2 separate regions of the Homo sapiens genome follow, and region 2 is linked to region 1. The links are chromatin contacts, found by Hi-C or POLR2A ChIA-PET in ENCODE. All regions are on one chromosome and are shown on one strand. The core of a region is the stretch at or near the end of the contact, and the rest is flanking DNA. Distances in the headings are between cores, read along the strand shown.

What was found. A loop is a pair of places that touch in the nucleus more often than their neighbours do. ChIA-PET counts read pairs that join two places held with the same protein, here RNA polymerase II (POLR2A). Pooled maps may share reads with other maps.
Region 2: a loop to region 1 is called in a pooled map, with 2.1 times the contacts of the local background. The contact joins two enhancer-like sites. A Hi-C loop is called at or near these places in 2 of 168 maps with a recorded cell type or tissue (Caco-2 and PC-3) and 2 of 50 pooled maps. POLR2A ChIA-PET finds 5 or more read pairs at or near these places in 3 of 52 experiments (BJ, H1 and WTC11).

The regions. Positions count from the first base shown.
Region 1 is chr14:36,215,166-36,221,374 of GRCh38, forward strand. No RefSeq gene overlaps it. Among named protein-coding and RNA genes, the nearest start is that of PTCSC3, 42 kb to the left of the region's middle. Within about 2 kb of position 2,811, at least 2 of the 41 ENCODE cell types and tissues checked have a DNase peak (open chromatin) inside an H3K27ac peak, as active enhancers do.
Region 2 is chr14:36,267,354-36,273,860 of GRCh38, forward strand. It overlaps LOC124903302 (a long non-coding RNA gene), which reads right to left and starts at 5,929. Exons shown (of 2, transcript XR_007064116.1): 1 at 5,066-5,929; 2 at 1,715-1,958. LOC107984003 (a long non-coding RNA gene) reads left to right here and starts at 5,930. Exons shown (of 3, transcript XR_429356.5): 1 at 5,930-6,040. RefSeq lists an enhancer at 5,108-5,607. Within about 2 kb of position 1,863, at least 2 of the 41 ENCODE cell types and tissues checked have a DNase peak (open chromatin) inside an H3K27ac peak, as active enhancers do.

The DNA of each region.
Region 1 (6,209 bases), core at 1,561-4,060:
GTAATCCCTTCACAAATATGGGAATGGGGGCTGCTCTGAGGCTGGCAAATAATAAACAATGAGGGTTTCTTTTTTTTCTTTTTAATCCTGGATTCCTCCAGCCCTCCTCTCTGTAGTCCTCAGCAATAACTTAGCCCTTGTCTTCCTCTCTGAAGGATTTAAATGGAATGACCTTAATTCTCGCTTTGTTTGCACTCTATCTCTTAAGGAGCTGTGATGAAGACCAAGACAAACAGTAGATTAACAGTGCTACCTTTTATAAGGCTGATTAGTTCCTAAAATATGCTGAAAGGAAACAAAACCAAAAAGAAAAAAGAGTGGAAAGGGGGGTGAGACAGAAACCTTTGTCGGTGAGTTTGAAACAGCTCCATTTCTTTCATTAGTTGCAGATATTGACCTTCCGATGAAATATTTTCTTTGTGTGGGAAGGCTTTGCCAGGGTAGCATTTATTAGGCAGGTGCCTGGTAAGTGTTTCTAAGCAAATATTACTTTACTGCCTAATTTTGGTTTAAGGGGAGAGTTGTACCAGGGATGAATTTGGAAAACATTTGATGATGGTTCATCTGCCACCCCTTAGAGCAGGGGCTATCGAGTGGTTGACAGTATCCAAATCAGAATTCCAAAGACGCTGTTCCATCCGGAATCATTAAGAGGAACACAGCCTCTTAGAATCTCATTCAGCTCCTCTGGATTTGAAGGAATTTACAGAGAAACTTCCAAGACACCTCAGCTATATCCAAACGAAAGCCTAAGCATTATGGTTTGGCAGAGCTGAAAATGTGTCTCTGGAAAGAAAAAAAAATTATATAAAGCTCCACAGAAAATATTTCTGGGCATCAGCTTGTTTCCTTTGAGGGATGGGAGGTTGTTCCTGAAATTGTTCAATTTGATTTAAAGTTAAATAAAAATGTGAAAGACCAGGGTACATTAATAAGATGATCCACCTGCTTATAATAATAGGATAATTCACATCCTCATTGTCAGAGTAGAAAGGATCCCAATAAGGTCAGTCTTTAAACTCAGTATGTTTCATTCTTTGGTGCTGTCTCACTTAGATTCTCAGCGCCACTTGTCTGCCCTTCTTTTCCACTATGCACCTTTATTGCAAATTTAGTTCCATTAGGTAGATGCTTGCATCGTTATGAAGCCTGATTCCATCATTTTCAAAGTGCCAAGCCATTTGAATACGATACGGTCCTTGGTCATATTTAATCCAAACATTTACACACATCCAGCCCCTTCTTATCTTTTTAAATAGGATGCAGGGCTTATTTTTAAATTACATCCTCATTCATGCTCCGTAAAAGCATCAAGTAAAACCATCCATGGGATTTACATTCTGGTCCATAGTTGTTGCTTCCAATTCCTGGCATGGCCATTAAATCCTAGCCTCAGCATAATTCTCGGCATGACACTCTTGTGTCGAGGCAAAAAAGGAAAAACAGAAACAGCCATTTTTTTTTCTCTCCCAGAAATTAAGCTGCATGGAGGAGCACTGTAGCTTTTGCTTCCTTCCCTATGTATACCTAATTTAAAGGGCATCTTAAAATAAGGCTCCCCAGAAAAGGGATGTCAGTGGGAAGTTGAGGTGCTTGAAATAAAGCAAGTGCTTACTAAAAACGGATATGTGCATGATTTCTTTTATCACATGTCAATTAGATGTACATCTATTCAGGGGAGGTTTCTGTTGATATAATGAGTTTTCCTGTGACTTGAGTGCCATAACTGTCACCACAGCATCCCAAAAGTCCTGAGTCATCTGTGGTTGCCCCTCAAACCCTTGGTACGGTCTATTCCATGAATTCCCCCTTTCCCCCAACAAGCTCACTCTCCTATCAGCTTCTAGTCTCAGCTATTAGATTCAGTCATATAACAAGTACACAGATGCCCCAAAGCTATAGAGCCTTAGCTTGCTTTCTTCAATTTCTATGCAGTTACTGGCATCATAAGAAATCTCTTATCAATTTGGAAAGGCAATTGGAACAAACTAGTGTTTGCTTAATTAAACCCACACCCACACCCACACACACACACACACCCTGGTCTCCACCTACCTTGTCTCATTTTGTACTTAGAAACTCCTGATGGTGCACTGGGGGCTGCAGGGAGAGTCTGCATGAGATCCCCAAATGATCACAACTGTGCAATTGTCCTGGGTGCACTTCTCTGATAGGCTGCCATTTGTTCCCACTCACCTAGAGAGCTTGTGGATAGCCTGAGAGGGTTGAGCGTGTGTGTGCGTTTTAACAAATTTTCAAAAGTTGCCATGGGGAGAGAATAGAAAGAAAGCCCTTCAAAAAGGAAAATTATTTTCACAGCATCATCACTAGAAAACACCCCTGCAATGGATATCTTTGAAGGTCGGCTGCAATCTGAACTAATTGGGGAGGGAGGGAGAGCTTTCAATTTTGCTCACCTTTTATAAGGGGTCTCAGAGAAGTGGTCGGTAGCCAAATGCTTCCTGCAATGAGTGGTTTGGGCACTTTCTAAGCAAAAAGGAAAGGCTCTTCCAGCTTCTTCTTGTTCATGTCACTGAGAGAGGTCACCACCTGCCCTCTTACTTGCCACTTCTGATTATTGGGTAGGTTCTGCTCCAAAAGTCATCTTTTGTGGTGAGGACATAAATCCCCTCCCCAGTGATGAAATGCTTGATAAGAAGGAGGGGTGGAAGCAGGTAGAGTGAGCTGGAAAGCCTCAAGATCACAGCCAAGGAGCATTAGTCATAGGACTTTACTGAAAATCAACCTCAATCTCTGTGAATGTACTACATTAAACCAATAACAGACAACAAGCTTGTGAATATTTGGCACTGTGATGAAATCGGCCGCAGCCCTTCCACAGTGGGGAGGGAGAGAAGCCCAATCTAGGAAGTGCTGGTACTCCTCCCTGGAGTGTGTCTGTTGTGATTGCTAGCTGGTTTCCACAGATCCTTGCTGAATATTATGCCATTAAACAGTATGAAAGAAAATCAAAATATATGTTTACTGGGTACTAAATAGTAAGTGCCCTTTCAAATGCTCTTTAATGGCTACGCTTTGAAGTCATCGTGGAGCACCCTCAGAAAGCGAGAGCAGCATGTTTCACAGATTTCTGTTGCTGTAAACCACTATGAGAGGCTGAACAAACGCACGCTGAGATTTTTGAACACCCCACAACTCTGGACCCTTAAAGGCATATTCAGAGAGAAAACAGCCTTCTGCCATGTATATTCTTTAATGTATAATTTTAATTGAAAAATTGCCGATGGCTTCAGCTGAATTTTCTCAGATTGAATGACAATCAACGTCTGGTTCTGCATAATAGATATACTTCCTGGGGAAATAGGGAAAGGAATGTATGTTTCAATGGTGACTTATAGTGAGCAGTGGCTAAATATGACAAAATACTTGTGTGAAGATACAGGAATGACCATTTTCATTTATAAACTAACAATAGTCACACATCACTTAACAGGGATATGGTCTGAGAAATGCGTTGTTAGGTGATTTCGTCATTAAATGAACATCAGAGAGTGCGCTTATAGATGGTGGAGCCTATATACGATTAGGCTATATGGTGTAGCCTCTTGCTCCCAAATAAACATATATTTTGATTTTCTTTCACACTGTTTAATGACATACTGCTCCTAGGCTATATGATGTAGCTTATTTCTCCTAGGCTACAAACCTGTACACCATGTTACTGTACTGAATACTGTAGGCAGTGGTAACACAATGGAAAAAATGTGTGTCTCTAATCATAGAAAGGGTGCTACAATACTATAAGGGACATCATGATGGCTGTGATAGCACTAGATAAGAGGAATTTTTCAGCTCCTTTATCTTATGGGACCACCATTATATATGCTGTCCATCGTTGACCAAAACATTATGTGGCACGTGACTGTACAGTTCTTGTAATTTCTTGTTCATTGTGTTTGTATTATGTTAAATGTACTAGTACTCAATGTGTGAGCAGACAGGGAACAGAATACAAAGTCCAGAAATAGGCCAAAAACATAATATACTTTAGTATCTGATAAAGGGAACACAAAAAGTCGGTGGTAGGGAAAGGATGAATTATTCCATATTTGGTGATAGGATAACTAGAACGACCTGGAAATATCTAAAGTTGGATCTGTAACTCATACTGCTCAAGGATAAAATCTAAATGTTAATATTAAATTTAAAAGAAAAAATATTCAAGCAGTATAAAATTCATGGGAGAATTTATAACCTTGGAGTGGAGAAAGAAGCCATAAAGATGGATGTGACTGCATAAAAATCAGAACTTCTGCATGGAAAAAACTCCAGATACGCAGTCAAAACACAGATGACAAGTTGGGAAAAAATATTTGCAACTCATGACACACTTAAAGGGAAAATTTCCCAAATATATAAAGAACTAGAAATCAATAAGAAAAATATTAACACTCCAAAAGAAATATGGACAAAGACTTTAAGGAGAAGATTAACATGAAAAGAAATACAATTGTCTTACAACATATAAAAAGATATTGACATCACTAGTAACAGAAACTAAAACTCTAGAGTGCTACTATTTTTTACCTATCAGATTGGCTGAATTTCAAGAGTTTAATACTATCCTTTGTTGTCAAAGTTGGGAAAACAGGTACTTTACACTGTCAATGGGAGTGTAAATTGGAATAACCTCTATAGAGGGGAATTTAACAATTTGCATCAAAATTACAATTGCAAATATACTCTAACCTATAAATTTCACTTCTGGGATTTTATCTTTTATATATATTTGCATACATAAGAAATAAATGCACAAGGTTATTCATTATAAAGAGCGGAATTTTGAGAACACACCAAATGTCCATCAATAGGGATTAAATAAATTATAGTGCATCCATACAATGGAACACTGTGCTGTTGTAAAAAGAAAAAGGGAGAAGATCTCTGTGCTCTGATGTGAAAAGACAACCAAATATAGTGGTAAGTGAAAAATGCAGAACCATGAATAGTATGCTACCATTTGTTCATGCAAGAGGCAAAATAAAAATCTTAGTATTTTGAAAAAATATTTTCATAAAGAAACTCTAGAAAACTACAAAAGAAATGAACAGTAGTCATATAACAGTAGTTATATGTGAAGGAGTAAGAACTATACAGATGAATTTTAGGCATGGGAAGGAAAACTTCACAGTAAACCTTTAATCTTTTTTTGTTTTCCAATCATATTTTACCAAATGTTCCCTACTTAAAACTGTATCATTAAAATAATTAAATGAAACAGCTGAATAAACCATTTCACAATCAAATATAGCAAATAAAAAAATTTAAACCGAAAATAACTATACCAGTACTGATGTTGATTACATCTACCAAAGCAATGATGGAAGATGACTTAGAGCAATTTTGATAAGAGCCATTATGAATTTGGTCCTAGCCTATGATATACCCCTTCACTTACCATATCCGTATGCTATATGCCTCTGTTTTCTGGCTCAAAAAATTGGGAAAATTGAAAAATAAATCAAGGAGGGATTATATTTATTTTGGTTAGCTTCAAAAACATTTTTTACCATTTGAAATAAGAAATTCTTCTTTGCAGTTATCTCTAATTTTTTTGAAAAAATCATTTCTACATTCCCAAAGTAGCAATTGACCTGAATACTATCTTACCACTAAAAGAAAGTTTGCCCAACTCTGAATTCTGCTTCAAATCTTCACTTCTAACATATCTTTAGGTTAAACAGAACATAAGGTTAAAGTAGCACAGCCTGGAGAATCAATGAGTTGATGCTACAATTGTATAGTTAAAAACTGTATTTACTCTAAATTGCAAAATGGTAGGTATTGTATGTGATGTTTAAGTCACAGCAATTGTTCTAGTAATAAATGTAATATTCAGCAGCATTTTCATAGATTACTCAGTTCATCATTAGTGCCATTTTTGCCTCTTTATAATAATGTGCACTTTAGAAAGAGCTTGGTTATTTCTTTGGTTGGGCCTATTTGCTCCTTTTTTATGTGAGATTTTTCAATACTATGAAATGATGCAGAGCAAAAAAGGTCCATCCACTTCACTTGTGTTGCCTCCTGCGTTACCTAAACCACAACAGAACAATGACAGACAACAGAGCCTTTCTCCTCTCTAACAATTCAGTCACCATGACAACCAGCAGAAGAACATTGGGCCAGAAAAAAGCATTGAGCTTGAGGGACTAGACTAATCAAAAAATGGAATAACATGGCAACAA
Region 2 (6,507 bases), core at 613-3,112, 51 kb after region 1:
AAACAGGCTATGTATGAGCTTCCTAGGGCAGAAACCACCCAACATAGTGATAGGCACATGCTTGGCACTGAAGAAAAACTTGCTGAATGAAAAAATGAATGAACAATTAACTAACCATATGCTATAGGAGAACTAGTGTAATCCAGAGGGGGCAATATCATTTTACAAATGCATCTTGAAATTTGACAATGATGACGTGAACACACAGATTCCACTGTCCAGGAACAATATCCAAAATAGAAACCGAAGCAAAGTGTTAAGAAAATAGACGAGGTGTTAACAATTATTTTTTTCTTTGGAAAAGTCACCTACTAACCTTGCAAGAGGCATCATTGTTGATTCATTGAGCTTTGCCCTCAAAAAGGTAAAGAAAACATCCCTAGCACAGTACTCAAAACAATAGGAAGACGAAAAGCAGTGGGAAATTTGGCCTTGCCCTTCACAGTTCCCTCGAGAATTTTTAGTTCTATTGTGAAGCCTTAGTACTCTGGCTATGACCTCTGTGTACTCCAAGATTGGGGCAGCTTTGCACATAGCTTATGGATTAAACCCTTGGGACCATCCTATAGCCTGAGCTTTAACTGGTGTCAAGAACATGCACCCAAACCTGCATATTCTTTTCTTTTGCTTTACAGGGGATGGGGACTCCTTTTTAAACCGAAGCTTTAAAAGAGAGTAGCTAGAATTTATGCTGAAGTGGAGTAACAGGCCTTTGGAGCTGAGCAGTGTCCTAATGCAGGTGAAAAGCATGTATTGATTACTTAAAGAAAGTTAAAATAAAAGCAATTTTTCTCCCCATTTCGGCACATTGCAGCTTTTGGCCTATCCACTCATAGCTAAAAAAGCATTCTTTCCTGATAATCAAGCTTCAGCTGTCTGAATTTCAGGCTGAGCCTCTCCTCCTGAGCTCTGCTGAAGAGCTGCTTTAATTAACCATTATACCACAGATGTTATTGATTTTTTTTTCAAATCTGGTTGAAACATCATTGTGCTGGATCATGGCCAAAACTAAGGCCTGAATTTGTGTGTGTGCGCTGCTTTTACTCCTTCTGCATACCTTATTAGTCTCCATGTCTGTTAAGTGCAATCCTTAGTATTAACTCAGAAAATATAGAATTGATTTTTAGCCTAGCAGCCGTGATCTAAGGGCTCCTAATTTGAAATCTGAAAACCTCAGTTGCTGAGGAAGTCTTTCTGCTGTTACTCTACACTTCCTTGAAGTAAGCTTTTTATTCTTTAATTTAAAAAAGAAATCTCCCTCTGCCTTTTACTTCTTTTTCTTTCACACACATACATTTGGAAGTTTCAAGGGAACATGAACATCTCTTTGCATTTTGAACGTGTTTGTCGTGAAAGGCCCCAGAGGCTTATTCTTCCCTGCCCTAAATGTTTGACCTGCAATGTAGATTGTATAAGATTTTGAAATTGAAGTGTCTTTAACACTTTCCATATTTTGAAGGGAAATTTGGAAGAACTTGAACAGCATTCACTTTGAGCAAATTGCAGGATATCAGAAACAACGGGGCATCTGCCTTCCTTTTACAATCCACCTTCCAGTGGGATGATAAACTCAAGGACCAAACAATCACAGTAGGTTCCTAAATTCTGATAAGGTTTCTGTGAGTTTAGTGATACATTCTTTAAATGTAATTTGAAGCTTTTAAAATACTGTAATGGCAGCTCTTGACCTTTAAAAATCACATGGAGCAAGAGGTGGTGAAAAATGTTTATTTACTCTGCATTAGTGGCTAACCTCCTGTTCCTTCCTAGAACCAGTAGTTCTTTTATACTCGGGAACTCACGCATGTCACCCTCATTCTTCCAACACGAACCAGACAGGCCCACTTGAGCTGGAGAAACAATGGCCTGTAGCCGGTCCTATGCCTCAGTGCGAAACAACAATGCAGGCCTCTTGACGAATTCTGGCGTCGCGAGTGGAATCTTGCAGTTCAACATGTCTGCTGAACAGAAGTTGGAAAAAGAAAAGATCATCTTGTAAACAATTAATTAATGTTTGTCATGAATTATCATTTTTACTTCCTTCTCAAGAGGCTCAAAGGGAATAAAAAGGCATTTTTGCAGGTGGTGGCATTCAAACTAAGGGCAATCAAAGGTTTGAGAGCTGAGGCACAGCACTCTGAGTCTCTAAGGGTGAATGGTGCTAGGATTAGAGCACAGCAGGGGGTTGAGGGCTTCAGGTGTGAAGCTTAATGTTTGTGATCAGCAAAAAAAGTCTTGAATTTATCTAAACTGCTCTTCTGCTAACAGTACTTCTAGCACATAAATGTTCTGAAACTGACAAGTGTTCTCATTGCTCTTCTAATGCAAACATGATCTGCATTTGAAAGATGCATCCCTTTTGCCTAATTTAGAATGTGCATCACAAAGAGCGTTAGATGATGACCCCACAAAGAGATACACACACACACACACACACACACACACACACACACACACACTCCATGCTGCATGCACATACACACATGAAAACTGTCTCTTTCTGGCCTAGATCTTCTCTGAAGCTCCCAGGAAGGATCCTGCAAGATTGTTTTTCTCCAGATTCCTAAACCAGAGGTTGAGAACTAGGGGCCTCAATAGCCATCTGACCAGTGAATTCCTCTGATCTTCTACATGAATAATTCCTTTTAATTTGGTTTGGATAACTGTCTAGAATTTATCGTGCTGCATTTTCATTTGCAATCTTCCCTCTGCTTCTCCCAGCATTGAATTCTATCAGTAGCAAGATATTGAAGAGTATCCAATATATGTAAAAATTTTAAACACACACACCACCAATATTAAAATTTCCTAAGGAATTATGACTAATATTTGCAACCCCTAGAACCAATGATCTTGGCAGGCATTGTTGATAGAGGTTGCTAAGTCCATATAAATACATCTGATGGTTTAATGAATCCTCTCCGTAATCAATTGTTGAACTCTAATTAAATACTCATTTTCTTTCTATATCATCAATAGAGGTCACCTACTAGGAGAGCTCTAAAGGAAATACTAAGTTAAAGATTATGAGATATCACTTAGTGAAAATGAGTCATAGGCAAAACTTAGAAGGACCAATATGAATCTTAGCCTTGAGTTACTTTTTAATCTAACCTTCCCAAACTCTCTCCTATCCCGTAGTACCCACCCATTTTCTTTTCTGCATTCACATTTCCTATTCCCTGTAGTATTCACCTGAAATCATGCAATAAACACAGGTTATTGGGGCATGAAGCCTGGAGGCCCTGAGGGATCCAGGATGACAAAGGAAATGTAGGCACAAACTTGCCTCCTTTTGTCTTGACTCTTTTGGAGCTATTAAGTCAAGTGATGCTCTGAGGTTTATAGTCACCATCCTAGACCATGTCGTGGGATTTTCCCTTGAATCCCAGCATGTAGTACAAACATGTGGGCTTAAACTTAGGAAAAAAAAACCCAGAAGCTAGAGAAGAGTTTGGGCAAAATGGGCCAAACTAGAATATTATCAGCTCAGGGACATGAAAGGAGAGTTAAAAAGTTTAGAAGAGGAAGGGATCTGGGAGGAAAGAAGGTGAGCAGAACCCCTGAGATGGAATAGACAGAAAGGAACACCTTTCCTGAAATTCCTGGCAGCTCTAGTTTGTTAACATCTAAAAGTGGATAAAATGACTTACCAGAAAAAGTAAATTAGTTTCTCAAAACTACTAAAACTCTTCAAACCTAGAGATCTACTTATTTTCTGTGGTTCCCCATTTTTTGTAAAGATGTTAAAATCCTATTAAAAGCCAAATGCCAACTGCTGTAGAATTATGTAGAAAAAAACAGCGAAAAGAAAGTAGCAATGGATATGGTGAAACTGAAAAAGACTGGAGTTCATGACACTCTCTATACCCAAAGGTATACTCCAGATTTATTACAGGTACACTGAGGTTGTTTCTAAGTCCCAGGATTCTGGACCTTGGTTAGGGTGTGTGGCTCTGCCTGTTGGTCTACCCTATGTCCACATCGTCTCTCTGAACCTGCCTAACTTTCCCTTGCCCCCTTGCTGAACAATGCTCTGCATGTGGCCTTGTCTCTAGGACAGATCATATGACTGGGGGCAGGAGGTTCCCCTTTCTTCCCTGCCACATGCTGCTCTTCATTCTTACTTTGGATGGCTAAGATAGCATTCACTGGGGCTTGAGGGGAGGGGGCTGAAAAGGTCTCAAATGAGTGAAAAATTGAAAGCCTATGTGGCTTTTATTGGTATTGGATCAATTGGTCTAGATCTAACTGGAAAATGTTTTACTGTAGGGTGAATTTTACAAAATTATGAACATTTAGCTTTAAAATAAATGGCATTGATTAATCCAGTCATTACAAATATGTGCAAAGTTGGTATCAGCCTAACACACTCCCCCTACCAGGAAAGACACAGACTGAAACATAGATGGCAATGGTTTTCACATTCTTTAAGTGTAAACAATTAGATTCCCCCAACAAGTGTTTAGCTGCAAGTTGCATTAACCCAAAGCAACAAGGAAGAGTTTCAAGGAGTAAAAACAAAGAATAGTTTTAAGGAGTATTACTAGGAATATATCTTCCTTCTACAGCAGAAAAACTAGATGGGGGGAAGTCCTCCTATAGATTGCTAACGAATGCCTCCCCCAACCACCCAAGAAGGAGTTGTTGATGGAAAGAATTAAAAATTGTGACCACTTGAACGGCTCCACTGGTTGGATCTGTCTTTTCCAAAGAGACTGATCTTTCTAGGACTTCTGTCTGCGTGAGAGGTCCCACCCACCCTGCTACCATTTTAAGGAGACCTGTGAAAGCCTCCTTATTTGGCTTCCCTCCTACTCCCCCCGTTATGCCACCACTGTGTGCTACTGCTTGAAATTAATCAAGGGCCCCTTCTGGGAAAGGGATTCCTCTTTGAGAGAAACGGAACTGGACACTTCTCTGCCTTCCGCGTCCCCTCGCCCTGCCAGCCCCTGCTCCCCAAAGCTCCCCAGACAAAGCCCCAGGACTCCCGACTCCCGCGGAAGCTGCGAGGAGCCGCAGACCTGCCCTTGCCAGACAGCTGCTGTTTGAACCCAGTTCTGACCGTAAAATCAAAAGTGGGTCCGAGGGAAGCGGTAAACACTGTGCAATGAGCCTTTTGAAGGCAGCTGATGCCTCATTTGGGGTGACATGTTGTGGCTGATGAGTGTGGATGATGTGGGGTTTTCGATAAGTGCCTCATCAGTATCCTCATCATGCTCGTGTTGCTCCGCCGCGGCGTGTGCCCTGACTTGATTGTAATTGCCCGAATCTGCTCCCGCTGCTCAGGCGCGCACAGTAATATGCAATAAAACAGCAAGAAGTGAATGTTAACCATCTGAGTTCTGACACGGCGGCTCTGCAGTTCAAGATCTCCATTAAGACCGAAAAAAAAAAGAAAAGAAAAAAAGGAAAGAAGGAATCAGAAAATTCCCAGGGTCTCCTTCTGTGATCCAAGGGAAAGTCCAGAAATTAAGGAGCTGTTTGTTTAGTCTTCTTAGGTCCTCACAGGTAGAAACTAACAGGTAGTTTGCTAGTGTTTATTTATTTATAATTATTTTTTTTTTACATCCCAGGTGTCGCTGCCCTTGCTGCTTAACTCTAATAGCAGGCACCGCTGCAGCACTTGCCCAGGTGTGGAGGGTGGTCCAGGTCTTCAGGGGAGGCAGAGACCCTCCTCGCCCCAGTCTGTCAGTGTCCTCCGTAAGCCTTCGGTTGTTTCAGGTGCTAAATATGTAAGATCCAACTTTTCAGCGAACTCAAAGAGGCAGACACCTGAAGCACTGCTTCATCAAATCACTCACTGCTTACTGGCTTGGTTTTCAACTTCGCTAACATGCAGAGTGACCTAAATGGTCTCTTCCGTTCTTTCCACAATGACCACACACCTACGGAGGTCGCCTTCTATACTTTGAATTAAACCTGCTAGTGTCAGGGACATCGGGAGAACCAACTTCTGGAAACTGAGCTGGTCCCCAGGACTGTGTATTTAGTTTTCAACTGTAAGAAAAGGAAGTCTATCTGGGAAAGGAGACCTGAGGTGAGCGTGGAGTGATCACCTTTCCTTTCTCAGATGAAATATTTTAAATGAGGGTGCAGTTTTTTTTTTTTTAATAAGGTAATTTTCTTAAGTAAAGTTAGACTTTGTACAGCCTGGATTTCAATATAGATCTGATGATAAATATGCACACTTGAAAATCTAATTTCCACATTATAAACCTACTTTTCTTAGCCTTATCCTCTCCCCTTTTCTCCCTGGAATGAACCATAATTGCTTATCCTTTTGTAGGTAACAGCTACTATCCAACCCATTGTCTACTTAGGAGCATTTCTTAAAGCGTCTCAAAGAAAATACCATATTCTTTGCCGTTTCCTGTTAATTGAGTTCTTTCGGAGCCAGTGGCGTGGTAACTTCAGAATGAGATTTTAATTACATATGGAAACTTTACCATTGTTTTTCATTTTAAAGAAAGTAGGGTTTGCTCAAAAGTATTCTTTTTTTCTCTC